Linked DNA regions of Mus musculus: all the other regions are linked to region 2. The links are chromatin loops, found by intact Hi-C in ENCODE. Cell type or tissue: left cerebral cortex. All regions are shown on one strand.

Region 1 (4,000 bases), 1.3 Mb before region 2:
GAAAACTCCTAAGGTGAGCCTCCTACCAGAGACCACAGGCAAATTTGAAAGTAAACAGGATGCAAGCTTGCTCCCAGAAGAGCTACCACTCCCCTGAGGCTTACTCCCAGCTTCCCTGACAGTAAGAGCAAAAAACATGGATTTCGCTGCTCAACCACTGGACAATGAAATCCACCCCACCCTGTCCCAATTAAAGACCACAGGAGGCTCTCAGCCACCAAAGCCACCGAGGTCCTTCAAGATTCAGATTTCTGAGGTTTGGTTAATTTCAGTTCTCCTAAGTTAATTCTAACTATGAAAATAGCACATCTAGGTTCTTGTTTTGTTTCTCCTCTCTCTTTATTCGCTCTCAGAACTTCAGCCCAGGCAGCTTAAATATGGGTCTGCAATGGTGGCCACTTCTGCGTTTTCTAGCCCAAATTGTATTTCCCAGGACCTGTACCCCACCAGGGTCTGCGGTGTTTTGATCTGCCAAAGTACAAGATTAAATGTTCAATAAGAGACAGGGGCTGGGACACTTTTACACACATGCATTTTAGGGGGCAGCCTGGGTTCATAGACCTTTCTGGTCTCTTTGCACCAGATGTGTAACTCTGAAAGAATAAAATAACACATCCTTTCGACTGTCACTAAATGAAAAGAAAAGTCATCAGGTGTCTTGAAGTCACCAAGCCCACACGCTGTGTTTACAGAAGGAAAAAAGCCTGCTCCCTTCCTTTCAGGCCTGCTCACATAAACCCCGTTCATTATGTACGTGTGAAAGAGTAGCAATTAGGGCTCGATGTAGCTCAGCCACACTGGGCTTACTGAGCATTTGGAAGGATTGAATTTGATCTCTTGACCACACACACACACACACACACACACACACACACACACACACACACACGTTGGAAACTACACAAATGTCTGAAAAATAAAATCTGTTCCTCTGGAGATTGTTGCAGACTCGCAAGAAAGAAAAATTAATAAAATCATCTTTGTGCTCCTCAAGAGCAAAAAGGGGGATGAAGGGATAGCACAGTGGTTAAGGTCACCGAATGGTCTCTGGGTTCAAGTCTCTATACCGGCACAGCAGCTCAGACTCAGGAACCTGACACTCTCTTTTGATCTTAGAAGACACCAGGCATGCACAAGACTCATATATATAAATATGGGGGAACCCCCCCACATACACTTGAAATAAAAATTTAAAATTTGAGAGGGAGAGGGGAAGGAGGAAGGAGGGAGAGGGGGGAGGGGGAGAGAGGGAGGGAGAAAGGGGGGAGAGAGGGAGGGAGGGAGGGAAAGGGAGGGAGGGAGAGAGAGAGGGAGAGAGAGGGAGAGAGAGGGAGGGGGAGAGAGAGAGAGAGAGAGAGAGAGAGAGAGAGAGAGAGAGAGAGAGAGAGAGAGAGAGAGAGAGAGAGAGAGAGAGAGAGAGAGAGAGAGAGAGAGAGAGAGAGAGAGAAACTTCCCTCCTACCAATATTTGCTTGGAATTTGCCAAGCCCTCTCAGAGGCATATGCAGTTCCTCAGAGTAGACAGCAGATGGCAGTGTTGGTTCAAGAACCAGTGTCCTGTTGTCTCTGAGCTGCAGGCGCCATTGAAACCAGTTCTGATTTTAAAATGTCCCAACTTTAAAAAAAAATCGTAGGTTAATCTTTACTTTTAGGTCTTGTGATGACTTGTAGTTGAGCTCCTAGGCGTGGAAGAAGAAATGACAAAACTCCTATCTAAAATGCTAAATTTCTTTGGGGACCTCCAGAGACTTCACTGAGGAACAAACATACCGCCATCGTCACCATCAGCATAATTATCATCACCACTGCCCAAAGAGGGACCAAGACACAGCCGTGCCTTGAGAGCCAGGAAGATAGCGCTGTGGACCAGGTCTCAAAGATGTTGCAGAACTGGTCACTTGGGTTTAGGGGAAACAACACCCTTTGACTTTCCACCTCTCCAAGCATGAAGGCTACCTAGACCCTGCCAAGAGAGACCACGACGCCTTTCCCTGCCACTCTGTTCTCGCTGCTCGTAAACCCGCCCCCCGCGGGGTCCCTGCAGCCCAGTTGGTTAGAAAGGACTATTTCCATTGCTCGGTAACGCGGGGTCTAAGACAGCAACAGGCCAAGGAAGCTTGAGCCGGCCTGGAGCGCACACGCCGGCTACTGTCCCCCAAGATCTCCCTGGATCCGGAATTCCACCGCCTCCACCCACCTTCTGCTAAATTAAGACGCCCCAATTCTCCAGCTCAAACCCGGACCCTCAGCCCACTCTTGTCCACCCAACGCCTCTGCGCCAACGCAGTGCCCGCAGGAAAACTCAAGAGCGACCCAGGTGAGCCCAAATTCCAGGCGCACTGGGCTCCCGGCTGGGGACCGCTCGACCGCCCAGGGCTACTGGGACAAGGGTCGCGCTGCGGGAGCCACTAGAGGGCGCGGCAACCCCGCTGATCTTACCCGCTGGCTCCGGCGTCGCTCAAAGCTCAGGCTCCGGGTCCCCTACAGCGCTGCGCGCACTGGGGCCGATTCTCTCTGAGGTTCCGCGCTAGCACGCTCGGGATCCCGACCACCCCTTCTCTCTGGGTGTCTCTCTGTGTCTGCCTGTCTCTCTGCCTGTCTCTGTGTGTCTCCGTCTCTCTGCCTCTCCCTCACTCTCTCCGTGTGTGTGTGTGTGTGTGTGTGTGTGTGTGTGTGTGTGTGTGTGTATCTGTGTCTCTCACCCCCCTCCCCAACACCCTCTCTCCCTGTCTCCCTTAACCCCCGCGCCACAAGATCGCCACCAGATACCAGGCGACACGGATCTACCCGACGATCCCAGGCCCAAGCCCAAGTCCCTTTCCTTCCAGCTCAGGACTGCGGAGGCCGCCGCGCCCCAGGCTCTATGCTCAGCGTTTGCATTGTTTTCAACTGCGACCTGAGAGGAGACTGGGCAGGGTGGAGGGAGGGGGCCAGGTTTAGGGTTACAGGCGAGCCACAGCGCCTCCTGCAGGCCAGCCAGCACCGACCGCAGCCGCCAGAACCAAAGGCTGGACCAAGCTCTGTGATTCGGGGTCTGGAGTGCCCACCTTGCCCCTTTGTTTGCCCTGCCCCTGGGCACCCCTGCTCTACTTCATGCCTCTAGCTTCTCTACCTTCCGGAAGGAAGGGAACTGAAGTAGAAGAAAGAGACTCTCCAAGTCCGTGGCTTACATTTATCCCCTTTTACTACCGTCTAAGTTCCCAGCTAGTATTGGTGGTCCACCCTTCAGTTTAAAACAAAAGAAAAAAACATTGAACTACTTCAGAGGGAAAAAAAAAAAAAGGCACCGATGAGGTCGGGAATCAGAATGCAGTCAGCGAAAGCTGCGTACTCTGCATCCCACACTGAGTACTCTCCTACAAGACCCACCCTCCTCCTCCTCCTCCCCCTCCTCCCCCTCCTCCTCTTCCTCCTCCTCCTCCCCCTCCCCCTCCCCCTCCTCCTCCTCCTCCTCGTCTTCCTTCTCCTCCTTCTCCTTCTCCTCCTCAATGCTGATGCCTCCGGCCAACCCAACCATCAGCGGCCAGACTGTCGCTGAGCCTCTCACCTTTGAGTCACCTATCCAGCTTTCCAGTCAGCAACCTTTAACCTGGATGCTACTCACTGAAGGCCCGAGGGGGATCCCACCCCTCGAGGTCACCAGGCAGAAGGATGGTCACCACGTCCCCAGGTCCCGCGCAGCCTAGGTCCTGTCCCCAGGAGGCAGAAATCCCGCCCGCCAGCTTCGGCGCCTGACGCGTTTGCAGCCTGAAGCCCCTCCCCCTGCATCTCTCCCCAGCCCGCGCCCAGGAAGAAAGTAGAAGCCCCTGGGCCCAGAAGTGGGAGGCCAGGTTCTGAGTCTGAACCCTGCGGGTCTGCAGACTCCAGCAAAAGAAGGGATCCGGGGCAATAAACAGTGGAGTTGGACTGTGTTCTCTTTCTTTCTTTCTCTCCCGCGAGCTTTAGAAACCCAGCTGTACTAGAGACAACCCAAAACAGGACTTTTGCAAGGGTTCCTAAGC
Region 2 (4,000 bases):
TCCATGAGCAGACCACAGCAATTCTTATAAAGGAAAACATTTAATAGGGACTAGCTTACAGTTTCAGGTTTAGACCATTATCAGTATGGCCAGAAGCATGGTAGTGTGCAGATAGACATGGTGCTGGAGGAGCGAGAGTTCTATACCCAGATCTGCTGGCCCCCAAAGCTTACATCCAGCAACATACTTCGTCTAACTAGGCCACACCTACTCCATCAAGGCCACACCCCCTAATTCTTGTCAAGTAACACCACTCCCTAAGGACCAAGCAATCAAATATGTGAGCCTATGAGGATCGCCACAGTTATGAAGCCATCTCAACATGGTGCCTGGGTGTCTGCTGACTGGATGAGGAGCTGTAAGTGAATACAGTCTGATGCCAATCAGAAAGTGCAAATTCCATGGCTAAACACCGACCAAACACACTTTATTGAGAGTCCCAGGTCAACAGGTGTTTGCTGCTGCAGTGGAGTGTTTTTATAGCTTTGTGGACTCGTCAGGAAATAGGAGGGCCCTTCTTTAGGACACTGGTTTGTGTCTGCTTGGGTTTTGTCCATGTAGCTATAGAGGTTAACAATTACCTGAGCTATGATGGCCTCCCCAAAAGAGGATAAAATTTATTAAACATCTGAATGCAAAGAAAAATGACCTTGAGCCTGGTGAGGTCAGAGTTTAATCCCGGCACTTACAAGGCAGAAGCAGACAGATTTCCACAAGTTCAAGACTAGCCAGGTCTACACAGTGAGTTGCACGCCAGCCAGAGTTTCAGAGTGATGTAATGAATGCCACCCCTCACCCAAAAGCTTTGATTAAGCCAAAAAAGATTGTTACCAATGTAAAACCAAAATACCAAAACTCCGTTCAGAAGCTTTTTCAGAGTCATAATACAGACCTCACACTAATAACCATTTGCACGCCAAGAAAAAAAAAAAAACAGAGTGACATTTGCAGTTATCTAACCCGACCGATCTGGTGTGGAAGCTGACTTTATATCCTGAGCAAATCTGTATCCGATTCAAAGTGAGGTGCACTGGAAACAGTAAATATGCAAATATTCTACAACAAGCCTGTACTGCAACTTTCTTGATGTCCCTGACCCTGCCTCTCCCACTAGGATTTGTGAAGTTGGTACCAGATTTCTAAAAGAAAGCCTCGATACAGTCGGGACTGGCCCTGTCATTGTAGGCTGAGGAGTCACTGGCCGGCTCTAAAGCCTGTTTCTCTCCAGCCATGCTACAACCACCTGTGAAAGACCTAGCGCTGTCCATGATTGCTAAGACAGTTTCAAAGTCGAGCACACTGCACTTTTAAGTACATCTCACTTGAGAGAAGACTTATAGCAACTTATAAGTAAAAAATTTATCTATTGTGTTTCAAGAGTTGGCGGGACGCCTGGAAAACTCCGGGAGGTCTGAGTAAACCCCGTGGGACTTCCCGGGAGCCGGAGAGAGGAGCTTCCAGCTCCATCTGGACCACAGTTGCATCTCAGCGTCCCCAGGTGTATCATTTCCCATCCACCCCAGATCCCTATTAAATACATTATTTTACCGATGAGAAAGCCAAAGCTTGGGGAGACTGAAGGAAGAAATCCTAGTGGAAATCTGAGTGCAACAAACACACTGTGGCTTTATTCCATAGTGCGACAACTATTCAAAATCGGAACGGGACTGGCGCCATCCCCTAGCTGCTTCCACACTCACGCCTAGCCGAAATGCTCAGGCCATCACAGGATCCTCAAAGCTATGCCAGGACTTCTAATTTCACCATTTAACTCCAGGACGCCATAGAAACATTTGGCAACAAACCCATCCGTTTCCTGATTAAGTTTTCTTTAGCTCGGAAAATCCTGCATTAAGGCTCAGATTTTCACGCATCACAAGGATTCTAGAGACATGTGAGACTCTGTCTACGACCACTCCCCTCCGGACCCAGTATTTTACATATGGCCTGGTCTGATCAGCTGAGTCCAGAGAGGTACAGTGCTGGATGCCAGGCACCCCAGATGCCCGGGTACCTCTAGCTTCTGAGACTCATGCTTCCCACTCATAGCAGAATAACTTCAGGTCACCGAATTTTATTCAAAGAGAACTACATTCGGTTGTCTCATTTACGGAGCTATTTCTCAATGCGGTGGATGCCACCGAAGAGAGCCAGGTTTTCGTTAAGGATTCCACAGGGCGGCTTCTTCAGTGAAACTCAAGTCTGGCTATTGTCTTCAGTAAATCTTGCTCCAGCAAGGCCTGCATCCACTTATCTTTGTGAATTGAGATTCTGTGGCTTGGATTCGGTTCCTACTCCTCCACCGGCCTCTCCCCACTTCATACTCTTCTAAGCCAAACAAGGATGGGGGCTGGGGAAGCCCAGTTCAGCGTTGTATTCTTTGTCTCTTGCTGCCCCCTGCTGTTCAAGACAGGGTAGGCTAAGCAGACTGGCAGCGAGCTCCAGGAACCTGCCTGTCTTTGCTTCCCTGGTACCATGGAAAGACGGTGTCACCACACCCATATGTATGTATACGCCGCTGGATGGAACTTGGGTCCTGATGTTGTGGCGAGCATTTTCCAAACGGCGCTGGTTCCCTGGCTTCTCCATTTTTCCTCTCAACATGGAAATGAAAGGATAGCTCCCGAGCAGTGGCTCTGTGAGGGAGAAACAAAGTGTCTGGCAGCAAAAGCTATAGGATTTTCTTATGAAGCACTCTCATTCCATTAGTTTTTTTTTTTTTTTAAATAAGGAAACAAAATCGTGTTACTTAATATCCATTTCTATTGAGCCAGTTAGTCCATCTAAACACACACAAGAGTCCAGACATGCACTTTGGAGTTATGGGAGAGATTTACTATGACGTTATGTTCCCATTAAACCCATCAGAAGGTGGAACCAGATGCCAAGAAAGTATTGACTGCACAGGCAAAACCCTCCAACGAGTTCCTCCCGGTTCACCTTGAATATGTCCTGAACACTCACATAATTCACATAATTTGGCAAAACCCATTGTAACACAAAGCCTATTTGTTAATAAAGTCCCGACTAACCCATGCCATTTCTCCAGCTCTCCAGGGAAAGGTGCCACAAAACGTCCCATTGGAGAAAGAAGAGAGTAAGCAGGTAGAATCACACTGCAGTTTGGCTTTGCTGCACCGTATACATACAGTGGACTAGAGGCCAACTGAACGACAGTCAAACTCTGGTGGGCAGGGGGACAGAACAGCATCATGAGGATCACACATAGGTCAGGAGCTCTTCACATGCACACTTCAAGAGGCACAGGGACTAAAACTCGAGTCCTCACCTGAATGAAGGTCGTCACAACCTCTGAGTACCTGGCCACTTAATTCCTTCACCCACCAGAATGAGAGTCTCAGGAGAGCAGACACTTGCTGCCCAGTTTACCATGTACTCACTCTGGATCGGCACAAATCCAGACGTGTTCAAGGTAAGGTCTTCCTGTCTCCGATCAGCAACCACTGATATTCATTTCAACCACTGATGTTCATTTCCCAGGCAGCAGCCAGACCATCTTTCTAAAACTCGAATCTGATCATGACTGTTGCCTATTTGGAAGCCCTCCAATGACTCCTCCTCAGTTGTCCTGGCAAAGCCCAAACCCCTAAAATAAGCCAATAAGGGATGGTGTGCATTTCAGCCACACCAAGGCCTTTTGGCATTCCTAAGGGTCATGTGTCAGGTGTCCCAGCATCCACACCTGTTCCCTGACTGGAATCCCTTTCCCTCTTCCCTAAATTGTGGTGACACCCGCAGGACCCAGCTCAGGGATGCCTCCCACTGGGCTGAAGTAAAACTGAAGTAAGAGGTAAAGCTATCTTCCTGGGCCTCCAAGTTGTAGGGTCTTAGTTTATTGGTGCTAAGGATGATTATCGTGAGCCATTACTTCTGAACCTGTGTTTTGCTTTCTTCTTCCTAAGCTCCTACAACCTCCTCTATTTCTTTAGGCATTTACTACACAAGATATGGTGCACACACCATTAGGATTTCTATGCCT
Region 3 (4,000 bases), 93 kb after region 2:
TGGCCTGGAACTCCCAGAGACCTTCCTTCTGAGTGCTGGGGTTAAATGTATGTATCACCATGTTGTGTGCCCTCCTGTCATGGGGTCTTTGTCTTAAATGAACTCCTTCCTTCTCAAGCTAATCAATGCTGGTTCATGTTTCAGTTAAAGCGCCAATATCAGTCTCTATGGCCCCCTCTGGTAGGAATTGAAGTGAGGGTCACCTCAATAGACTCCCCATATCCTCTCCCATCCCAGGTCTCCAGCTAGTCACCAGAGATACCTGATATTCACGTACCTGCCAACCAGAGACTTGGAGGGGGCGGGGCTGTCTTCAGCAACTAGCTCAGGGCCTATTTCATAATAGGTGCTCAATAAAAATACGATGAAATCCTTCTCAAGCTTCTACAAGAAAATTAAATGGAATAGAAAATAAACCGGTGGGACCGTCTCATGTGAGAAGAGCAACCTTCGGAAAGAGAAAGCTTGTGTAGCCTGTGCGTAGCAGTGTGCCTTTGTGGTCTCCATGTTATATATGTGAAGTGGCAATCTCAGGCAATGTCAGACACTGAATGCTGAATACCCTTCATTCTCCGAAGGAAAGCAAATTCTAAACGCATCTTGCACTTTGTCAGCATGCAGGGAAATGATGTTGCTGCCAGTGTAAGGAGCAACAATGATATCAGCAAGATTGCCAGGGCTGAAGAAGCCAAAACATGGTCCTGTTTTAACCCAGCAGCCTCCAACCCACATCCCACCCAGCAGGAGGCCAAACCTTTAGCAAGGAAAGACATAGTTTTTTTTTTTTTTTCCAAAAGAAGGACATAGCTCTAAAGCCCATGTGCTTAAGCAAGACCACCCAAGGGTCTAAGATATTTCTTCTTCTCAGTAGACCACTGATTCTCAACCTGTGGGTCATGGCCCCTTTGGGGGGGTCACATGTCAGATACACTGCATATTTACATTACAATTCATAACAGTAGTAAAATTACAGTCATAAAGTAGCAAGGAAAATAATGTTAAGGCTGGGGTCACCACAACATGAAGTATATTAAAGGGTCACCGCGTTAGGAAGGTTGAGAACCACAGCTGTAGAAGAAGTTTTGCTTGATGAGTGAGTGCTTCTGGGACACACAAAGCCAGCTCTTGAGTTTCTGCTTCAAGCTCCAATTGTTACCAGAGAGGAACCTTGAAACGTGGCTGTGACAACTGGACACTGAAGAAGGATGGAGCACAGAAACGCTTAATTGGAACAGCATTGACTTTGTCTGCAGCAAGTATCCTTTGTGATGTTGCCCTGCATTAAAAAAATTTTTTTAATCCCCTCTTGGGTTTCATGCTTTCTGAACGAATGCTTGGAGAATAAGAATACTAGAGGAATTTCTCCAGAAACCCTGAGTGGGAAGCTTCAACACAGTGGCCAGTTGTGCTGACAGGGAATTCTAGCCAGATGGGTGGGGTGGGTGCAGGGCAGAGACAGGACTGCAGGCTCAGCAAAGCACAATGAGAACATTTGGGAAGTGTTTTCCATGAATAGAACACCCCCCCCCCTCCAACGCAGGGCCAATTGAACGGTGGAGCTCTGCTGACATCTAGTGCACAAACCCATGGAGCCTCGCTGAAACGAAGCATCTCAGGCTTAGGGATGGATGCGAGGGAGAGAAACCACAGCATGGAAAACCCTATGCGGTATCTCATTCACTTTTGCATCATTACCCTAAGAGGACGTCAGAGAAACTCATCCATTGTGTTTCATACAGGGGGAAACTGAGGATTGGAGAAAGAAATGTTGTGATTCTCAAAATGATGTATAAGAAGTGCTAGAAGAGACCACTTGAAGAAAGAAGGATTTTTTTTTTTTTTTTTTTGCTCATGTGATATGAAAGGTATGGCAGTGTCACAGCCTGCGGTTGGGGCAGTGGGAGCATGGGCTGCTGGTGACATCACCTGAGCAGTCTAGGACACAGAAGAGATTCAGTCATAACTACAAGCTTATGCCATAGGGCTCCCCCACTGTGTCCACTTCCTCCAACAAGGCCCTGCCTCTTAAAAGTCCCCAAATCTCCTAAAATAGCACAGCTAGCTGGGTATTCAAATCTATGATCCTGTGTGTGTGTGTGTGTGTGTGTGTGTGTGTGTGTGTGTGTGTGTGTGTGTGTTTGTATTTGTGTGTGTGAACCAAGTACTCAAATATATGATCCTGTGTGTGTGTTTCTGTGTGGTATGTATGAGTGTGTGTGTGTTGTGGTATGTGTATGTGTGTATGTGGCAGAAGGGGGCTAGAGGGAGAGAGGAGGAGAGGGAAAGGGAGAGGGAGAGAGGGAGAGAGGGAGAGAGGGAGAGAGGGAGAGAGGGAGAGAGAGAGGGAGAGAGGGAGAGAGGGAGAGAGAGGGAGAGAGAGGGAGAGAGGGAGAGAGGGAGAGAGGGAGAGAGAGGGAGAGAGAGGGAGAGAGGGAGAGAGGGAGAGAGGGAGAGAGGGAGAGAGGGAGAGAGGGAGAGAGAGGGAGAGAGGGAGAGAGACCTAACACCTAATAAGGGTAGAACCAAGCTGAACTGTGATCATTTCCCTCTAGTCTACATCTAGTTGGGTGAACTCAGCTGCTCACCCAACTCCAGCTTCAAAGAAAGACATCCTGCTTGGTGGCTATGAGGTCTTTTTTTTTCTCACCCATGAAGAGGTAGCCTTATGGAAACTGGGGCTGAGTCTCCTCTTTGGATAAGTTCCTAACCTGGCCTCTAAAACCACAAATTTAAAACAGCTAGTTCTCCAGGGAGTTCAAACATAGTTGGAAATGAATACAAGAGGGGGAAAACTGTAAACTCAGGAAGAATTTAAAAAGTCCCAGGCAACAAAGTCCTAAGCTAATCACACAGGCACACAAAGGGAGAGAAGGAGAGAGGAAGGGAGGGGAGGAGTCTGACCTGTAGCTAAGTGAACAGATAGATGATGTTGGTGATAAAGATGGCACAGCTAGAGACAGACATAGATAGAGGCAGGCATAGATAGAGACAGGCATAGATAGAGGCAGACAGACATAGAGACAGACAGAGACAGAGACAGGCATAGGTAAAGACAGACATAGGTAGAAACAGAGAGACATAGAGACAGACAAACAGAGAGACAGACAGGCATAGAAACAGACAGACATGGAGACAGACAAACATAGATAGAGACAGACGTAGATAACTGAAAACAAACATGCAAAAGGGTGTCTTGGAGCCCACCGCTATCCCCTGTACCTTTCCCGGATGGCAGCCATCAGCTGATATGTATTCACCTAGTGGCAGAATGAAGACCTTGGCAAGAGTCATCTGCTTGCCCTCAGGTCTCTGAGGACTTTATCTGAGGACAGCTGTTCACCCCATGGCAGAGTTCTGACCCATTTCTTACCCTTTCAAATGACTTTTAAAAGTTTAGATTCTTAGCTGAGGTGTTATAAAATCACTTTATTTTGCGTAAAATTTAATATCAAGCAGCAAAAACTAATTTTTAATAGAACAGAATGTTTAGGATAAACTCTATCTTCTTTGCTTGTCAGGGGCAATGTTGGTTTATCTTGTGGGTTTTCTAAGAGCTCGTTTACTATCAGAAACTATGTATGGTAAAGACACCATCTCAGATTTTTAAACTGTAGCTTAAAGAGCAAAGACAGTAAGACTTATTCTTCCTCTGACCCATAATCAGCATTAAACTCTCTATTATTAAAGTTGTTTTAAATCACTCATTTGAAAGTCAGATGCATTTGTGCTGAGTTCACTGGAACATCATCAACCAAAAAAAAAAAAACAAAAAACAAAAAAAAAAACAAAACCCAAAACCCCCAAAACAGCTCCAAAAAATGATTCCAGAAAATCCCAAATCAGAGGGAAATGAGTAAATGTTCACTTCCCTGGGCACTAAGTTTCAATATTTGTTGAATTCAATGTTGACATGTATTTTATTGGATTCTTAATAGCAAGAAAAAGCTTTATAACAGGGAAATCATGACAACTTACTGGAAAAAAATGTAACTATTTGTTC
Region 4 (4,000 bases), 220 kb before region 2:
GTTTTGGGCTTTTTTTTTTTTTTTTTTTTTTTTTTTTTTTTTTTGAGACAGGGTTTCTCTGTAGAGCCCTGGCTGTTCTGGAACTCACTCTGTAGACCAGGCTGGCCTCGAACTCAGAAATTTGTCTTCCACTAGCAGCCTTTGGATGAAGACATAGAACTCTCAGCTCTGCCTGTGCCATGACTGCCTGGATACTGCCATGTTCTCACCTTGATGATAATGGACTGAACCTTTGAACCTGTAAGCCAGCCCCAATTAAATGTTTTTTGTTTTTTGTTTTTTTTTTTGTTTTTTTTTATAAGACCTCCCAAGAGCTGGGATTAAAAGTGTGCACCACCACGCCTGGCCTTTTCTTTCTTTCTTTCTTTCTTTCTTTCTTTCTTTCTTTCTTTCTTTCTTTCTTTCTTTCTTTCATTTGAACCCTAGGGTTTGAGCACGTGCACTGGTCAGTTCTGTGTATCTCCCTTGAGGAAATGCCTCCATGAGATCCAACTGTAAGGCATTTTCTCAATTAGTGATCAAGGGTGGGAGAGCCCATTGTGGGTGGTGCCTGGGCTGAGTGAACCAGGGGAAGCAATCCAGTAAACAGCACCTCTCCATGGCCTCTGCATCAGTTTCTGCCTTCAGGTTCCTGCCCTGTGTGAGTTCCAGCCCTGACTTCCTTTGGTGATGAACAGTAATGTGGAAGTGTAAGCTGAATAAACTCTTTCCTCCCCAACTTGCTTCTTGGTCATGGTGTTTTGTGCAGGAATACAAACCCTGACTAAGACAGCATGGGAGAGGGATCTTTCCCAGAGTAGGTCTGGCAGTGGCTACTGGAAGACACAGAATAATTCCAGGGTGGGCACATGGTGAATTCCATCACAAGGGTTGGCTGAAGTAGAGTTAGACCTGTTCTGAGACTTGTAACTATACAAGTTACCACATCCTAGGTAATGCCAGTGCTAGCCGATGGGTCGCACTTTACAGCAGGGAGCACACTACCTGGAGTGGCTGCCTCGCTCTGCTCCACTTAGGTTGATGCTGGCCTAGAAACCATTTTTCCATGTCCTGGCTATTCTTTTCCAGCCATAGATCTCACATCAGCTGTAGTCTCTATAGAGACACACTTTCCCTCAAAATCCACTCATTAGCTAGGCACCATCTGTGAGGTTTGACCTCTTCCTACCTGGGTAGTTCTCCACTCAGTGAAGCCAGGGTTACAATTTTCTAATCCAAGAGCCTTCTGTAATTGAGACTTGTTTATATCAACCTTGCCGAATTGTAAAACACATTTAATCATTCATGAGTTGGATAAACTCTGCAGTGTTCGATTGATTTGCTGACTAACCCATAGCCTTTCAACTTTTTTTTTCCTTCTTCTTCCAGAGGTAAACAGAATCTTCTTACCTCTCCCTGGCTGGCCTGATACTCACTATGTAGCCCAGGTGGGCTTTGAACATGTGGCAGTCCCTCTGACTCAGCCTCTCGAGTGCTGGATTACACTGCACCACACCCAGATTTCAACCTGTCTACAGTCTACTTGGTTTTAGGTGTTTAGAGGGTACCCAAACAATCCTTTTTCTTGTTGGCACAGCACCCAGGGCCAGGTCCTGGTTGGTTTTCTCTGTGCCAGTGGTGTTTGTGTGTGTAAACATATGTGTATGTTCATGTGTGAGTGCGTTGTATGTGTCAAAGCCTGAGGTTGATGTTGGATGTCTCCCTCCTTTCTGCCTTATTTTTTTTTTGTTTGTTTAAAGATTTATTTGATTTTTTTTTGTTTGTTTGTTTTGTTTTTTTGAGACAGGGTTTCTCTATATTGCCCTGGCTGTCCTGGAACTCACTCTGTAGACCAGGCTGGCCTTGAACTCAGAAATCTGCCTGCCTCTGTCTCCCCAAGTGCTGGGACTAAAGGTGTGCGCCACCACCGCCCAGCTGATTTATTTGATTTTTTAAAAAGATTTATTTATTTTATGTCTATGAGTACACTGTAGCTGTACAGATGGTTGTGAGCCTTCACGTGGTTGTTGGGAATTGAATTTAGGACCTCTGCTCCCTCTGGTTGGCCCCGCTCACTCCAGAAGAGGGCATCAGATCTCATTACTGGTGGTTGTGAGCCACCTTGTGGTTGCTGGGATTTGAACTCAGGATCTTTGGAAGAGTGGTCAGTGCTTTTACCCACTGTGCTATCTTACCAGGCCCCCCCCTTTAAAAAATTGGCATTTTCTTTTTATTTTAAAAAAATATTTTTTAAGATGTCTTCAGACACACCAGAAGATGGCGTCAGATCTCATTAAGGATGGTTGCTGGGATTTGAACTCAGGACCTTTAGAAGAGCAGTCAGTGCTCTTAACAACTGCGACATCTTTCCAGCCCGATTTATTTGATTTTTAATTATGGATGTGTGTGTGTGTGTGTGTGTGTAGGTGGTATGTGCATATGATGTAGGTGCCATGGTCCAGAAACCATGGGATACCTTGTAGCTGAAGTTACAGGTACTTGTGAGCCACCCTAAGTGGGTGATGGGAATTGACGTCAGGTCCTCTGGAAGAGCAGTGTGCACTCCTAACCATCCAGCCATCTCTCTACCCCTTGCACTTTACTTGTTTGAGACAGAGAGGGTCTTGCCTGAATATGTAGCTTGTGATTTGACTAGTCTGGCTGGGCAGCAAATACCAGCCCATCTCTGTGTTCTCTCTCTGCCTCTCCAGCACTGGGATAGTTATACACCATGACTGTGTTTCTTTACCTGTGGGTGTGGACTCGGGCGGGGGGCAGGACGTGAGTCTAGAGATCTGTACTTGTGCAGTAAGCACTTTATAGACTGAGCCATCTCCCCAGCTCTCAATTGTGTTTTAACCCCTGTAGGCCTTGCACTCAGTGCATTCATATTGGAAAAAATCGCAAAGCTTATCATTAGAAAGCATGAAAGCTTTAGACTAACCACGCACAAAGCTGAGGCCTTCAGCTTGTGACATTTCTCAGTCTTTAAGCTTTTCAGGACCTTACTGTGTTCTGGCCAGTCATAGTTAGGGTGTTTTATCGATGGTCCCCCTCCCCTGCCCCCTCCTCAAATGGTGCCCCTCCTAAGTTTAGCATGCCTTTATCTGTACTATTTATTTGAGAAACACAGAGCTGGGTTGGATACCTGCTCTGTAAGCCTTATGGAGCTAACCATGTCTATTAACTAATCATGTAGAAGCTGGAAGAGTCGTAACTGACAGCAGTAAAAAAGAATGAAAGTAAAATTCAGGTAGAATGAGTCATTGTGAGCAGGAATATTAATCCTTCTACACACTGAAAAATACAGTATCCATGTGACCCGTCCCCCACCCTCACCCTTCAGTCAGTGGTTTTGTCTTCTATTTCCACCCCAGATCCTAGAAGAATTACCAATGGATGGATGGCTCTCATGTTATGTGTATAACCCTAGCCCCCCAGCCCCCAGTATGTTACTCTTGGCTAGACAGAGCTGTCTTCAATTATATTAATTTCTCTCCTAATTTAATTCTCCACAAAATACATTGGTTTGGGAATTTATCACGTTTCACATGCACAACTTCCCTGTGGAAAGCTTGGGACTGCAAACTTGTCTGCACAATTATTCCCCATGTTTGAAATGAACTCTTTCAGTTCTCACGAACATATCCCTCAAGTGGTGTGTACAGTGTGCACCCTGAGCCTGCAGTCTGGGCCTCCGCAGGAAGGTGTAAAAGCTCAAACAAAACTGAGATCAGGAGCTCCGAGGATGGGAGATAGGAAAGTTTTGTTTTGGTATTTCCTGGACAGCCTCTAGTACCGCCCAGAACCTGGCCATTTCCTCTGTACCTGCTAATGTCACAAATCTCCCGAGTGTGCCTGCTTAGACCCGGAATTCTTTCCTTTCTGGGAACCTTTCCCTAGGCAGCTGGGTTGCTGCTGGCTAGGGCTTTCTGGCCACGCCCATGTCCTGGTCTCATTTTACTTTTCGGGTTCCGGCGGATGCCATCTGGCTAGAACCCTGGAGAGAAACTTTAAAGTT
Region 5 (4,000 bases), 340 kb before region 2:
CGTTTCTCCTTCTATGTGAACTTGTCTTGTGTAGAGATTACCTATGAAGACAGAGAAAGGAGAGTGTGTTCCTCTTTCATGTGCAGCCTCGGGAAACATTATGGTTTGGGTTTTTGTTTGTTTGTTTGTTTGTTTTTAATGTACCACGACTTGCACCGATACACACAAGAGAAAGATGTGATTTACTTCTAGTTAATGCACTTAATTCAGATCTTGTTTAAAGGCCACGTGCAGTCTTAAGCCCCTGCTAGTAGATTATCAAATTTTATCAAAAGTAGGTCAAAGTTTGTGGGTTTTTAGAAACTTGCTGGTCTAATTTTAACTGAGTTTCCATATTTAGAGTAGTTCCACGGAGGAAAGTTTCTGGCTCAGTATACGCAGGGTTTCTGTTTTTATTTTATATTATCATTCTCTGAACAGTTATATTTTGCCCACAATAGCTTCATAAGCAAACACGGTTAGTAAATGCACAGTTAGCATCCCTCTTAGCATGAATATGTGCCATGATTCTGATCAGCTCTATATCAAAGCAGAAGGCCACCAGGTCTTATCTTGGGACAGCTTATATGGCTCATTTCAACTAAATCCCCAACTGGTACTTAATACAAGTCTACTAATTTAACCATACAGTCTACTTAGTTAAGCAATTTGCTCTCCCCCTGCTAGAATCATAGCAGCTACTTATTTGTCTTTGTTAAGGAAAGAACTTTAGGCTTACAACTCTTCTTTGGCCTTTGCTTTCAAAGGTCGCCCCTGAAAGGCAGCCAGCAGAGGGAGAGGGTGGGGGAGGAGCTTGCAGCTGGGTTTTTTGTTTGGTTGGGTATTTTTTTTTTTTATGACTTTTGCAGGCATGTTTTAAAGGACAAGGCCTTGGAGTACAAACGGTGCTTCCAACTGGGGTCCCTATAGTTAAAACATACCACAGGGAATACTTTCGGGCACTTGATAAAATGATGAATGCGCCAAGAATGGAATGAGGCCAGATGGCAGCTGGGGGGAGGGGGAAGGGGGAGGGGGAGGGGGCGTGCAGAATTGGAAGTAGCAGAATCTTGATGCTAAACACTGTCACTCTGAAGGAAGTGTCCTTAAAGGTACTGAGAAATGAGGGCGGCCATCCCAACAGGGTTGGTCTCCGTACGTTTCCTCACCTGCATTTCGTTCGTAGTCCCCGATGAATCGTTTAGTGAGGAATCGGACCACCAAAGCTGCAATTCAGAAAAGAAAACAGACTGTTAACCCACTAAGTTAGACGGTTCTCCACCCCACCCCCACCTGGAAAACAACTCTTCCAAAGAAAGTCACAGCCGGCCACCGAGGGCTCCTTGACCCTCTACCAGACACAAGGAGGTAGGAGTGAATTACAGCTCTGCCAGCAGGAAGGGTCTTGAGGCCCAGCCCCTCCGCGGAGCCCAGCTGGGCCACACCTAAGCCTTCCAGCAGGCAAACTTCTTCCTAACCTTACGGAACTCCTGGAGGGGTTACAATCACTAGCTCCCCCATTCCGCCCCAGATCCTGCCAAAAGCCCAAAGCCCCAAAGTTCTACTCTGGCCCGAAAGTCGGCGGGACGCTCTGGGCCCCAGTGACCCTCTTCGTTAAAGCAGAGACATGAAGAGGCAGAGGATCCCACTGCAACGCCCACCGTCTCTCAGTTCCAGTCCGAGCGGGGGTCTCCCACGTCCCGCCCCTCCACCAAGCGGGTTCCTCGCATGGACTCACCGGTCTTGCCCACGCCGCTGGCCCCTACCACGGCGATCTTAACGAGCCGGCGGCCCGCAGCCCCCAGGCAGCAGTCGGCAGCGGTGCTGCCTGGGGCGGGGTACTCTGCGATGGTACACATGTTCTGGATGAGGCGCATCGCCGCTACGGCCCGGCTGCACGGAGCGGGGAGGAAAGTCAGGACAGGAGACGGCTCGCGCTGCAAGGAGAGGAGGGTACCCCGTCGGAGGGCGCGCGGGCAGAAACTGGAAAGAACGGGAGAGCGCGACGAGAAGAGAGGCTCGGGGGTTCCGGATCGCGGCTGGGATGGCAGCCGCCGGGGCGCGGGTTTTCTCTGGCCCAGGCCCCGCCTCCATTCCAGCAGCCAATCCCCGAGCGCCCCGCTCGAGGCCCCGCCCACGGCCTGCACTACCAGGCTGCGCCCCCACAGGAGCCGAGAGCGAGTGCGGGGCCCCGTGAGATCCGAGGAAAACAGGGCGGCCGGCGCGAGGGTGGCAACGTGCGGGACCCAGCCGGCTCCCGCTGCGCTAGCACGCGGCCGCACCGGTGCCTGCGGGGTCACGGGGTCTCAGATCCGCGTGGGGGGATCTGGCCGTGTCTGCTGGGTCTCAGGTCCACGTGGGGGGAATCTGTCCTTGCCTTCATAGGAGACCTGGCGTGTCCGCGGGATCTCAGATCCGCGGTGGGTTTAGAAGCACCCACCCTTGTCTGCCAACCTCGCCGCTGGGCCTCCGTAGGTCAGTCCCTAGGCATTCTCTGAATTGGGTCCCAGGTCCCCTAACCTCTCTGACCACTGGCTTCTCCACCTCTGACCCCAAGGAACCTGCTGGGAGCCCCATAGGTCACTGCCCTGTTTGGCCCTGCCCTATGTTCTGCTCGTGCGCTCGACATCTTTGCACTGACTTGGCTACATTCAAAGTATTATCCTGGATTATACATTTTCCCCATCCTTGTATTCCTAAACAAAGGCACCCCTCCGTGACCCAAAATGTGGCGTTTGTCTTTGGGGCAAAATACCTATTTTGTTCTAGTTCTTGCCAACAGTGCAAGCCCACGAGAAGGCACACAACGTGGAAAGCAAGTACCGCACCCCGAGAGGCAAAGCCAGGCTAAAAGTCACTAGAACAAGCTTGCATGGCTAGCCCAGTCACGCCTCCTCCCAGATCTGTGAAAGGTAAGACAAGAAGTCAGTGCAGCTGTGGATTGGACTCACCGGGAGGCAGAGGGGCCCCACGGTTAGCCTAGTCATAAAGGTTAGTTAAAAGTGGCTTGTCGCCAAGGAAGATGAGGAGTCTAGCACTCATAAAAATACCAAGTACCCCCGTGTCCTCATCAGAGAAAATCACAGACAACTGCTGGCCAGATCCCAACTTCAGCAACCTACTTTATCTATCGCCACCAGCATGCCCTTACAACCCTCAGGGCCTTTTATCTTGGTGCCTAAGAGCAAAGCCTGTGGCATTTTGTACACCTTTATTGAAGGTAGAAAAGCAAAAGAAGCTGATTCCAGGCTCAACACACCGTTTCTTGTTTAATCACAGTCCATTCTGGGCTTCATTCACCAGGTAATAAGAATTTACCCTCCTACTCTGGTCAGACCGGGACAAACCCTGTATCTAGTAACAGTTTGAAGGGGTGAAGAAATCGGAGGGGAACTAGGAAGATTATGTAGACTTGCCTGGTTAAGTCTTCCAGGATGAACAACAGAATGGAGGGGGTGGGGTGGCAAACAGGCTGAGCAGTCACGGTAGTAAAAGTCTGCCTTCTAGGGAAAACACTGGACTGAAGCAAGATCAGACGTCTGAGTCTGGGACAAAGGGCATGGCCAATTTGCATCATGTCTTTCTGTGTGGTTTAAATCAAACTTGAGTTTTGCCGGTCTATAAAATCAAACTTAGCAAGGCTATAATTAAGGTACCGTGCACCTTTCAGCCCCCGGCCCTCTAGCCTGCAATTCTCTAGTGTTTACATGGGAAATAATTACGTAGTCTACAACATTTGTTCGGCTGCTTTTTGCACACACAGACCTGATAAAGATTCTCAAAGGGAATTTTGCCTTGAATCACTTTAGCGTCTGGTGTTTCATTTTCGTTACCATGGGACTAACCAGACCAGTGATTTTTCTGTCTGCATCATGAAGGCTGAATAGAGTATACTTACTTTAAGTCAAAATGAACTGGCTGTACTTAAAACACAGAGAGAAGTGGAGGAGGAAGGAAGGGAGAGAGAGAAGCAGAGAGAGAGAGAGAGAGAAAAGAAGGAGGAGGAGGAGGAGGAGGAGGA
Region 6 (4,000 bases), 170 kb after region 2:
GAGAGACAGAAGAGAAGAAAGTAGGAGGAGAGGAGGAAGAGGAAGGGAGGGAGAAAGAGAGGGAGGTAGGGAGGGGGAGGGAGAAAAAGAGAGAGAGGGAGGGAGGGAGAAAGGGGAGAGGGAGGGGAGAGGGAGGGGAGAGGGAGGAGTGAGAATGAATCCTATTGAAGAATTTGGCTAACTGGGGGAGGGGAGCACACATGTTCTCTTCTTAGATGAGGCTTACCAAGAACTTTAAAGATGTCATTTAAATCAATCTTGAAGCCTCCTCCTCTTGTCCAGATTCACTGCAGGCCATTGGGTGCTGCGTAGTTCCAGGGTACACTGTTCTCAGAATGGCCTGTCTCAAGCAATAATGTTACTACAGCTCTGATGGTTTGGTTGTAGGTTCTTCTCAGCAAGAACCTTCATTCCCAGTATAGATCAGCTGCGTCCCTAAGCAGACGGGTGAGGACCATTTTGCTTTCTCCATTGCAGTAAGACTTCTTTTTTGAAGATATTTTTATTAATACTTTGAGAATTTGTACAAGCAAACAACGTGTTTTGATTATATTTACCCTAGCTCATCCACCTAACTCCTTCCAGATCTAGTCCCAATTTTCTCCACACTCTGTCCCAAGGTCATATCCTGTTTCCTCTTAAACAATCCACCAAATATAGTTTGTGTTGCTCATATCTTTATAAACTCGGTGATGGGGCCAATCCGCTGGATTGTGATCAGTCTACCAGAGCCACACCCCTGAAAATAAAAGGATTTTCCCTCCACTAGAAGCTGTCAACTGTCGATAACTCTATGAGCCCTCCCTATCAATGCTAGATGTGGCCTGGCTTGCTCTTGTGCATATTTTTGCAGAAAACCATAGCTGCTGTAAGCCAGCTCTACATCTATTTGTGTGTATATGTGCCTTCCTGAGCGTGTGTGCACCATGTATGTGCAGATGCCTTTAGAGAACAGAAGAGAGCATCAGATCCTCTGCAACTGGTGTTAAGGTGGTCATGGTGTGAACGCTGAGAATGCAGCCCAAGTTCTCTGCCAGACAAGAAGAGAAAAAGCTGACATCCCAAGCCATTCATTGCATTCATCTCAGTAAGAACTCCAGGTTGGTGGTGTTAGATTGAAATTTTAAAATACCAAGATAGATAGATAGATAGATAGATAGATAGATAGATAGATAGATAGATGATGACAGATAATAGACAAATAGATAATAGATAGATGATAGAAAAATAGATAATAAATGATAGATGATTGATAGTAGATAGATGATAGGTTGATAGGTAGATAGATAGATAGATAGATAGATAGATAGATAGATAGATAGACAGATAGATAAACAATTAGACAGACAGACTGACAGACTGATAGACAGGCATGGTTGATAGATGGATAGATAGATATGATTAATGAATAGATGATAGACTATTGACCAATGATAAACTAATAAATGATAGATAATAGATAAATGATTGATAGATGCTAGATGAGATAGATAGATAGATAGATAGATAGATAGATAGATAGATAGATAGATAGATAGATAGCCAAACAAGAATTACTCCCACCTTCACCTCCTGTGCTTAAGAAATTGCTTCTTGAGCCTTAAGAGGATAAAGCATATAAGCATATACATCCTTTATGGGGTGCTATGACATAGTTGTTTAGATTTTCTGACACTCTATATTTTTATCCCGACCATTCATTATCAATGCAAGATGTTTTCCAAGTTTACAGTGACCAGTTAAGCTAGGAATGACGTTGTAGATACTATCTGAGGACTAATATTTTTTATTTTTGAACCATTACCAACAGCAAGTGTGCTCGTCTCATTTCCTAAGCAATATTGCCATCTAGTGCCTTCTCTCAGACATTTCCCAGGGAACTTCTGGGTCCCAGGCCTGAGTTTCCCTGGGAAATGCTGCTTGCTTGGACTTCTTCCAACTGTGGTGGCAGCTACTTAGGGAAGGGGAGGTCACACCAGGAAGTATTATGACTTTGATAAATCCAATGCCATCCCTGTTACATTCTCACCACCCGATAGTCAATAGAGAAAGGTTGAATTCAAACATTGAAAAGAGCTGTTGTTTCTAGCTAACATTGTTTAGAGAATTAGTAACCCAGCCAAGCCTCTCAAAAGTTGTCTCACTCAAATGAGGGTTACACGTGACTCTTTCTTTAGAATCTAACTTTGCTTTGATGGTGGCAAATTATATTGGGCTTTGAAAGAAGTGAAGATGGGGGCTGCATTGTTCATTGGGGAACAAAGCAAGTATATTTCTGGCAGTTCTGGGATCACTGATATTTTTTCAAAGTAGAAGTCCAAACTGTTCGATGGCGTGTCTGTGGGAATTCCAGTCATGGCGGGCCACCCGTGGGGGTCTGATGTCACCTTCTCTCCTTTGGGATTTTCCTCTAGAGACAATGGAGGAATAAGCCTAGGTCATCCAGGAACTCCTCACTCCCCTTGGCCTGTGACGGCGACTATCCAGCTGTACTCGTGGGGAGTCACGATCCTAGCTATGACCCCAGCTTTCAATCACACATGCTGAGCCCAGATCTCTGCGATGTAAGGGAGTAAAGAAGTATAGTTTTCTCAACAACAACAAAATGTATCCAACACTAAGGACAAGAAAATATTGACATATATATGGGAAATAAAATGAGCATTCTCCCCCAGCCTCTTTTATCGACAATCTAGATGTGTGGCCAATGACTTGCCATGTGTTCTAGGTACACATGCAGATAAGGATTAAATATGCTCAATTTTCAATGGCTTGCATATTTCTGGATGGAAACAAGTAGTTGAGCACATGCAGTCTGTAGGTCACACAGCATTCACAGTTGGGAAAGTTCCAGGGATTGCATTAGGCCTCAGGTATCCTGTTCAAGGGTTAATGAAGCCCGATCTTTGGCCAATATTTCCAAACCTGCCTTTCTGTGCTGATGCAAATGCCCCAGAGACTATTACTAGGCTTGACAGGAAACCCACAGATGCATCTTTGATGTGCATACCAAGTATTTTTGTCAACAATTTGGGAAATACTAGCTAATATTCTCATTGAGTTCACTGAGCTAAGATTTACCATAGTTCAGATTTATTGTACATCTAATTTATTTTTTAATTGTTTTTAACAGCCTAACTATTTAAAGTCAAAATCATTTGAAAGTTCAGTAAAATGAATGCATTGTATGAATCAGGGCATATGTGAATCTTCATGTGAAATGTCATTTGCTGTCTTCATATCCACTCATACTTCGCTTAGAGGTTAGATGCTTATATGTAAGGGAATGCATGGGTGCCAAAGAGATGAGAACAACTGAAACCAGGAAAAGGGAGAAATTCAAAGAGAAGCAAGAGGAAATTAGAAATGAAGATGTAAAGATATAAGGTAAGGGATTTAAAGAAAGACATACACACTGGATACATTCTGGTATCAGCATTGGAAATGGAGGCAATTTTATCTTATAATACAAATACAATATACAATATTATGTAATATTGTATCTTAGAAAACAAAGATAAGCATGTATAAAACACACAAGAGATTCCCAGTTTGGAACTTTTATTGGGTACCCGGTTGTACATCCTTTACTTCTGTAATAAAATACTAGAGGCAGATTATTTATACTACAAAAAAAAAAAAAGCTTTATTATAGCTTAAAGTCCTGGATAGCTGGGACACAGAGTGATGCTAACAGAGTCTACAGACAGCACAGAGCTCCACACAGCAGAAAATGCTGAATATATGTGTTTATATGTCTCTTCTGCAGCCACCAGGACTGAATCATGCCCGGCCTAAGGACACTACCACACAGAGCCCCACAGTGGGAGTCAAATTTCCCCCAAGCATCACCCTTCAGTATGCACAACCCCTTAGCTCTGTCAGAATCTCCAACAACTGAAAGTTGTGCACTATGCTGTGTCAACAGCAAAAGCCTCTCGAATGATAATGAAGGGAACTTGCTCCATCCTGCCTCACACTCATGACCCACAGGACAGGA
Region 7 (4,000 bases), 430 kb before region 2:
TCCTGAGGAACTTGAGAGGCTTCTATTTTAGTATTTAGGATGAAACATAAGGCTAATTAATAAAACATGGTGCTAAGCTGTATGCCAAATGAAAGAAATATTTATTGGAAATAAGCAAAATGATTGTGCTGCCGTAGGAAGGGCCCTGTCCAGGCCTCTGAAGAATGCCGGGCATGCTCATCTGTTTTCACTAATGCATGCTGAATGCTTTGCCCAGCTTTCCAGAGCCAGGACAGCTCGGCCAGGATCTCCCCTTTACAGGGAACAGTCTCGCAGTCAGACAGTATTAAATAAGTGTGTTATGATCAATACTCTCTAAGACCCGAGAGAAATGGGAAAGCATAAACGGTCTGAGACTTAATTACATCCCAATTAAATAAGTTCTGTGTTTAAATACCCATGTCGTCTCAAAACTCTCCATAGCCTTTTTTATTTAGTTATATTTAAAAAAAAATGTGCTCTAGGCTACAGAATTCAGCTTAACACATTGACTTATAAAGGACAGAGGGGCAGGTAAGCAGAATCATTTTCCACTCTCACCATTGTTGGGGAAGGTACAAAAGCCAGCTTCATTGTTTTACAGCGGCTTGGGGAAACTGAAGACAGACCACAAAACCAAGAAGATTCAAAACTAAATACTCAGACTCTGGGGTTAAGCACTGCATATGGCTGGGCGTGGCTCTCTCTGACTCAGCAGGAATTACCAGGTCTTGCTCAGGAATCCTGTTTTATAAACCTTTTGCTGTTCATTTTGTCTCAGCTTGGTCTCTTTTAGGCTTTGTACACTCACCCAAAGGACCCTTGTCTCAGAGAAACTTAAATCTGTGAGCCTGTCCAAGTGCATTCCCACTGGAGTTGTGTTTTGAAGCCAGTGTCAGTCACCATGGGACACTTTTTGCTTCCCTGAAAAGGAATTAAAATGCGCCTTGAGGTTTCAGAGCACTGCTCATAGAGCCAGCCCCCTTATCTAGGATGGGTTCTTGGCCCGGTACTGAAGTAGGTATTTTATAGAGGAGCAGAAAAGGTTACTTTTAAAGATCTACCTGTACTCAAATTCCCCAGTTCGTAGTGGTTGTACTATCATTATATATCCCCTCCTTTTGTTTTAATATAAAGATAACTGACACAAAGCACCTTTGGCTTAATTCCCTACCGGGCTGAGTGGCATCACTGACTTCCTGTTTGGGAGCCAGGCTACAACATGAGTAAGTCCTGCTTTTGTGACTGCCCACTATTCCCCCATGTTTTCCTTCCTGGCCTTGAGCAGTGTGAAGGCACACATGGTAACTGTGTTGTGCATTCAGTTCCAAGGCTACAGTGAAGTGGCTTAGAAATCTAACTCCAGAAAGCACTGTTAGAAACACCCAGGATTCATACATTGGGGTTTAAACTCGTTTTTGGTTCTTGTACATTCTAAACCCCTTTTCCTGTTGCCAACTTTCCTGTAGCCCACACTTCAGGAACAGGCCCCGCATGGGGCTGCAACCCTCGGTTTAAGAGGCGGGGCTCAAGTGATGAGGCACTCTCTACTTGTGACTAGCTTCCCCTGGTCAATAGAGGTCACATGTTCATCATCTGAATGGGTCTCCAGTCTTACATATAGAAACTGATGTTAAAACTGACAAGTTATTGATAGGAAAAGACCCTCTATGTAGGCCTTGCAATTCTACACACAGAGAAACTAGCAGTTGCCTAGACAATAATTGTTATTGAAACATTTTAGTTTAAATATCAGGATTTGAAATGAGTGTTCAGTGAGATAAATTAGTAAGTGCATCTTCTTTGAACACAAACTCAACTATAGTCATAAAATTATTTTGTCAGCTTTATAACGTAGCTTCTCTTCTTCACATGCAGCAGAAAAAAAGAGTCATGGGTGCTACTTCCTACAGATGACTGCCGTGGCATAGATTGGGTGTATCCACCATGAAAACCAGATCTACAGTGTTGGCAATGAGACGTGGGAAATGAGTGAAACATTGGTTTTGGTTTGCTGGATCTGTTGTCTTACACTACCTTTGAAGACTTGTCTGGCAGTGTCCAGGTTGCAGGGTGAAGACATAGACCTTTTGTAAGCCAAATTATGTCATTGTCAAAAGCCATCACAGTAAAGTCAGGGATCCAGTAGCTCACATTGGAACTCAATTAAAATGGCCTCAATGGGAGAGCAAGGAATGGTGATCATAAATTGTGCCCACAATGTGTTTTTAAAAAGTATTTGTTTCCCCTTGTGGATCGTTATTTTAAACTGTGTCTGTCATGTGTATCTTCCTGAGATAAATTTGGATGAAGCAGAGACAGAGACCATAAAGCTCGCTGCTCCCCGACCCTCCACCCAGCCCTGCCACCACTGGCTGGGCTGCAGTCTTAGCTGCCTGCTGACTCGTCTTGAACAGCGGAGGGCAGTAGAGGAGTATGAGAGCTCACTGCCCAGCGAAAGAGCTCAGGAGAACACAATCGAGATAAGCTTTGCTCACTTAGGATGACACTGTGTGCACTGGTGGCTAAAGCAGTTTTTCTCCTGATGGTTACCAGCTAAGATGTACCCATCTAAGGCATACATACCATCTAGAGAACACATGCGTTGTGTTTGTTTATTATGCATTAAAGCTCTTTACTTTAGAAGGACGGAAACATTCAATAACAATTCTGTGGTAGCATTATTCCAAAGGAGACCTCCATGGAGTTACAGAGTGAGCCATCAAACCAGTCTATCATCAGCATTCGTGGCATTTGAACCAATTTGCCAATAAATGTGTTTGACACTCACAGCATAGGCAAACCAGCATCACCGTTCTGCTCTGATTCCCCTGGTCCTGACAGCTCTCTGTGGTTGCTAGTGATAGGGGCAGTAATGCTAATAATGGCAGCCATGCCTTCTCAGTGCTTCTCAGTGCCACACCTTATAGCAACATAGCCACTGCTCGGTTTCTAGACCCACATGACCCCATGTCTAAAGCCTGTCTGCTGGTTCCTTGTACTGGTATTGTCCCATCTATGAATGATACCACCATCTACCCAGAACTCATCTCTGATCCCTCCCTCCTCCTTACTTCTAAGTCCTTATTGCCAAATCTTGATTGCAAATTCGGACATATGTGTATGTCAGACTAAGTATGATGGCATGTGCTTGTAGTCCCAGGACTTGGAAGGGAGAAGCAGGAGGATCAACTTCAGCTGCATAGCAAGTTCAAGGTCAGCCTGAGCTAAACGGGACCTGCCCTCAAAAAGAGTTTGGGGGGTTTAGAGAGATGGCTCAGCAATTAAGAGCTGGGATCGCTCTGGCTGGGATCAGGATTTGGTCCCAGCACCATGCTCCCTCCACACACATCACTCCAGCTCTGCTCCTCAGCCACCATCACTGCAAGCTCCTTCACTTATTGCCTTTCTCCTCCCAGCTCCTGGGACTTGAGCCTAAAAACAGATCAGGATGCAGAACTTCCCTGTGTGGCACCCTCCACTGCTTTGTTTTTACTCTTGGGATGCTACTGAGGCTGTGATGGTGGTTTTACTCTTGGGATGCTACTGAGGCTGTGATGGTGGTCTCCCAAGCCTGTGACTGCCTCTCGCTGTTCCTGCTTCACATGCTTGGTAACTCAGAGCTCTCCTTCATGCGGTCGCCTCTTCTGGGGACTGCGAGATTTGATGTTGTTGGACCTCTTGAGCTTAGATTTTTGCCTGTGCATTCAAAGGCATGTGATTCTTTCTAGCTGTCCTCTTCTTGTTTCCTTTGGAAAGATAGTGACTCTCTTGAATTTTTCTTTCAATAAATCTCTACCAGAGCTAATCCTGGGATAATAGAAGAGGTTAGCCACAGGCCCACTGGAAAATATTTCCTAGGACAGGAATATGCAAGCTTTGAAATGAGATATATATGCTAACAGCAATGGTCTCAACTAATATAGGGATTGTGTGCTTTGTAAGATGCCTTAAAGCAACTCTTCTGAACCTATGTGTTGCCTGAGATCATCTGCATATCATATACTTATATTACTACTCA

What was found. Peaks named below come from ENCODE experiments on the same cell type or tissue, not always from the same donor. Only the 100,000 strongest peaks of a DNase experiment are listed, where the experiment ranks them.
Region 1: it touches region 2 in a loop (11-fold over the local background); 18 of 42 quality-filtered maps call a loop at or near these places.
Region 3: a loop joins it to region 2, with 2.6 times the contacts of the local background. A loop is called at or near these places in 7 of 42 quality-filtered maps.
Region 4: it touches region 2 in a loop (4-fold over the local background); 6 of 42 quality-filtered maps call a loop at or near these places.
Region 5: it touches region 2 in a loop (2.3-fold over the local background); 4 of 42 quality-filtered maps call a loop at or near these places.
Region 6: a loop joins it to region 2, with 3 times the contacts of the local background. A loop is called at or near these places in 14 of 42 quality-filtered maps.
Region 7: a loop joins it to region 2, with 6 times the contacts of the local background. A loop is called at or near these places in 38 of 42 quality-filtered maps.

The regions. Positions count from the first base shown.
Region 1 is chr5:75,154,788-75,158,787 of GRCm38, reverse strand. All of the region lies in intron 1 of Pdgfra (platelet derived growth factor receptor, alpha polypeptide), which reads right to left. Among named protein-coding and RNA genes, the nearest start is that of Pdgfra, 4.5 kb to the right of the region's middle. In left cerebral cortex, CTCF peaks have their summits at 1,531 (motif pointing right), 2,399 (motif pointing right) and 2,993 (motif pointing left); DNase peaks (open chromatin) are centred at 1,570, 2,429, 2,887 and 3,664; H3K4me3 peaks cover 1,461 bases.
Region 2 is chr5:73,852,593-73,856,592 of GRCm38, reverse strand. No RefSeq gene overlaps it. Among named protein-coding and RNA genes, the nearest start is that of Gm34960, 50 kb to the right of the region's middle. In left cerebral cortex, a CTCF peak has its summit at 2,409 (motif pointing left); DNase peaks (open chromatin) are centred at 1,738 and 2,355; H3K4me3 peaks cover 833 bases; H3K27ac peaks cover 432 bases.
Region 3 is chr5:73,759,421-73,763,420 of GRCm38, reverse strand. No RefSeq gene overlaps it. Among named protein-coding and RNA genes, the nearest start is that of Gm34960, 43 kb to the left of the region's middle. In left cerebral cortex, CTCF peaks have their summits at 1,373 and 1,581 (motif pointing left); a DNase peak (open chromatin) is centred at 1,464; H3K27ac peaks cover 1,113 bases.
Region 4 is chr5:74,068,851-74,072,850 of GRCm38, reverse strand. No RefSeq gene overlaps it. Among named protein-coding and RNA genes, the nearest start is that of Usp46, 2.4 kb to the right of the region's middle. In left cerebral cortex, a CTCF peak has its summit at 2,099 (motif pointing right); DNase peaks (open chromatin) are centred at 2,124 and 3,949; H3K4me3 peaks cover 511 bases; H3K27ac peaks cover 600 bases.
Region 5 is chr5:74,193,308-74,197,307 of GRCm38, reverse strand. Rasl11b (RAS-like, family 11, member B) reads right to left here and starts at 1,982. Exons shown (of 4, transcript NM_026878.1): 1 at 1,718-1,982; 2 at 1,149-1,205; 3 at 1-41. The coding sequence starts at 1,856. In left cerebral cortex, CTCF peaks have their summits at 765 (motif pointing right) and 2,134; DNase peaks (open chromatin) are centred at 1,595, 2,091, 3,527, 3,680 and 2 more places; H3K4me3 peaks cover 2,662 bases; H3K27ac peaks cover 2,219 bases.
Region 6 is chr5:73,684,215-73,688,214 of GRCm38, reverse strand. No RefSeq gene overlaps it. Among named protein-coding and RNA genes, the nearest start is that of Gm34902, 34 kb to the right of the region's middle. In left cerebral cortex, a CTCF peak has its summit at 1,849 (motif pointing left); DNase peaks (open chromatin) are centred at 1,863 and 4,000.
Region 7 is chr5:74,282,154-74,286,153 of GRCm38, reverse strand. The region is part of intron 5 of Scfd2 (Sec1 family domain containing 2); the gene reads left to right. Among named protein-coding and RNA genes, the nearest start is that of Gm32064, 32 kb to the left of the region's middle. In left cerebral cortex, a CTCF peak has its summit at 2,398 (motif pointing right); a DNase peak (open chromatin) is centred at 2,414.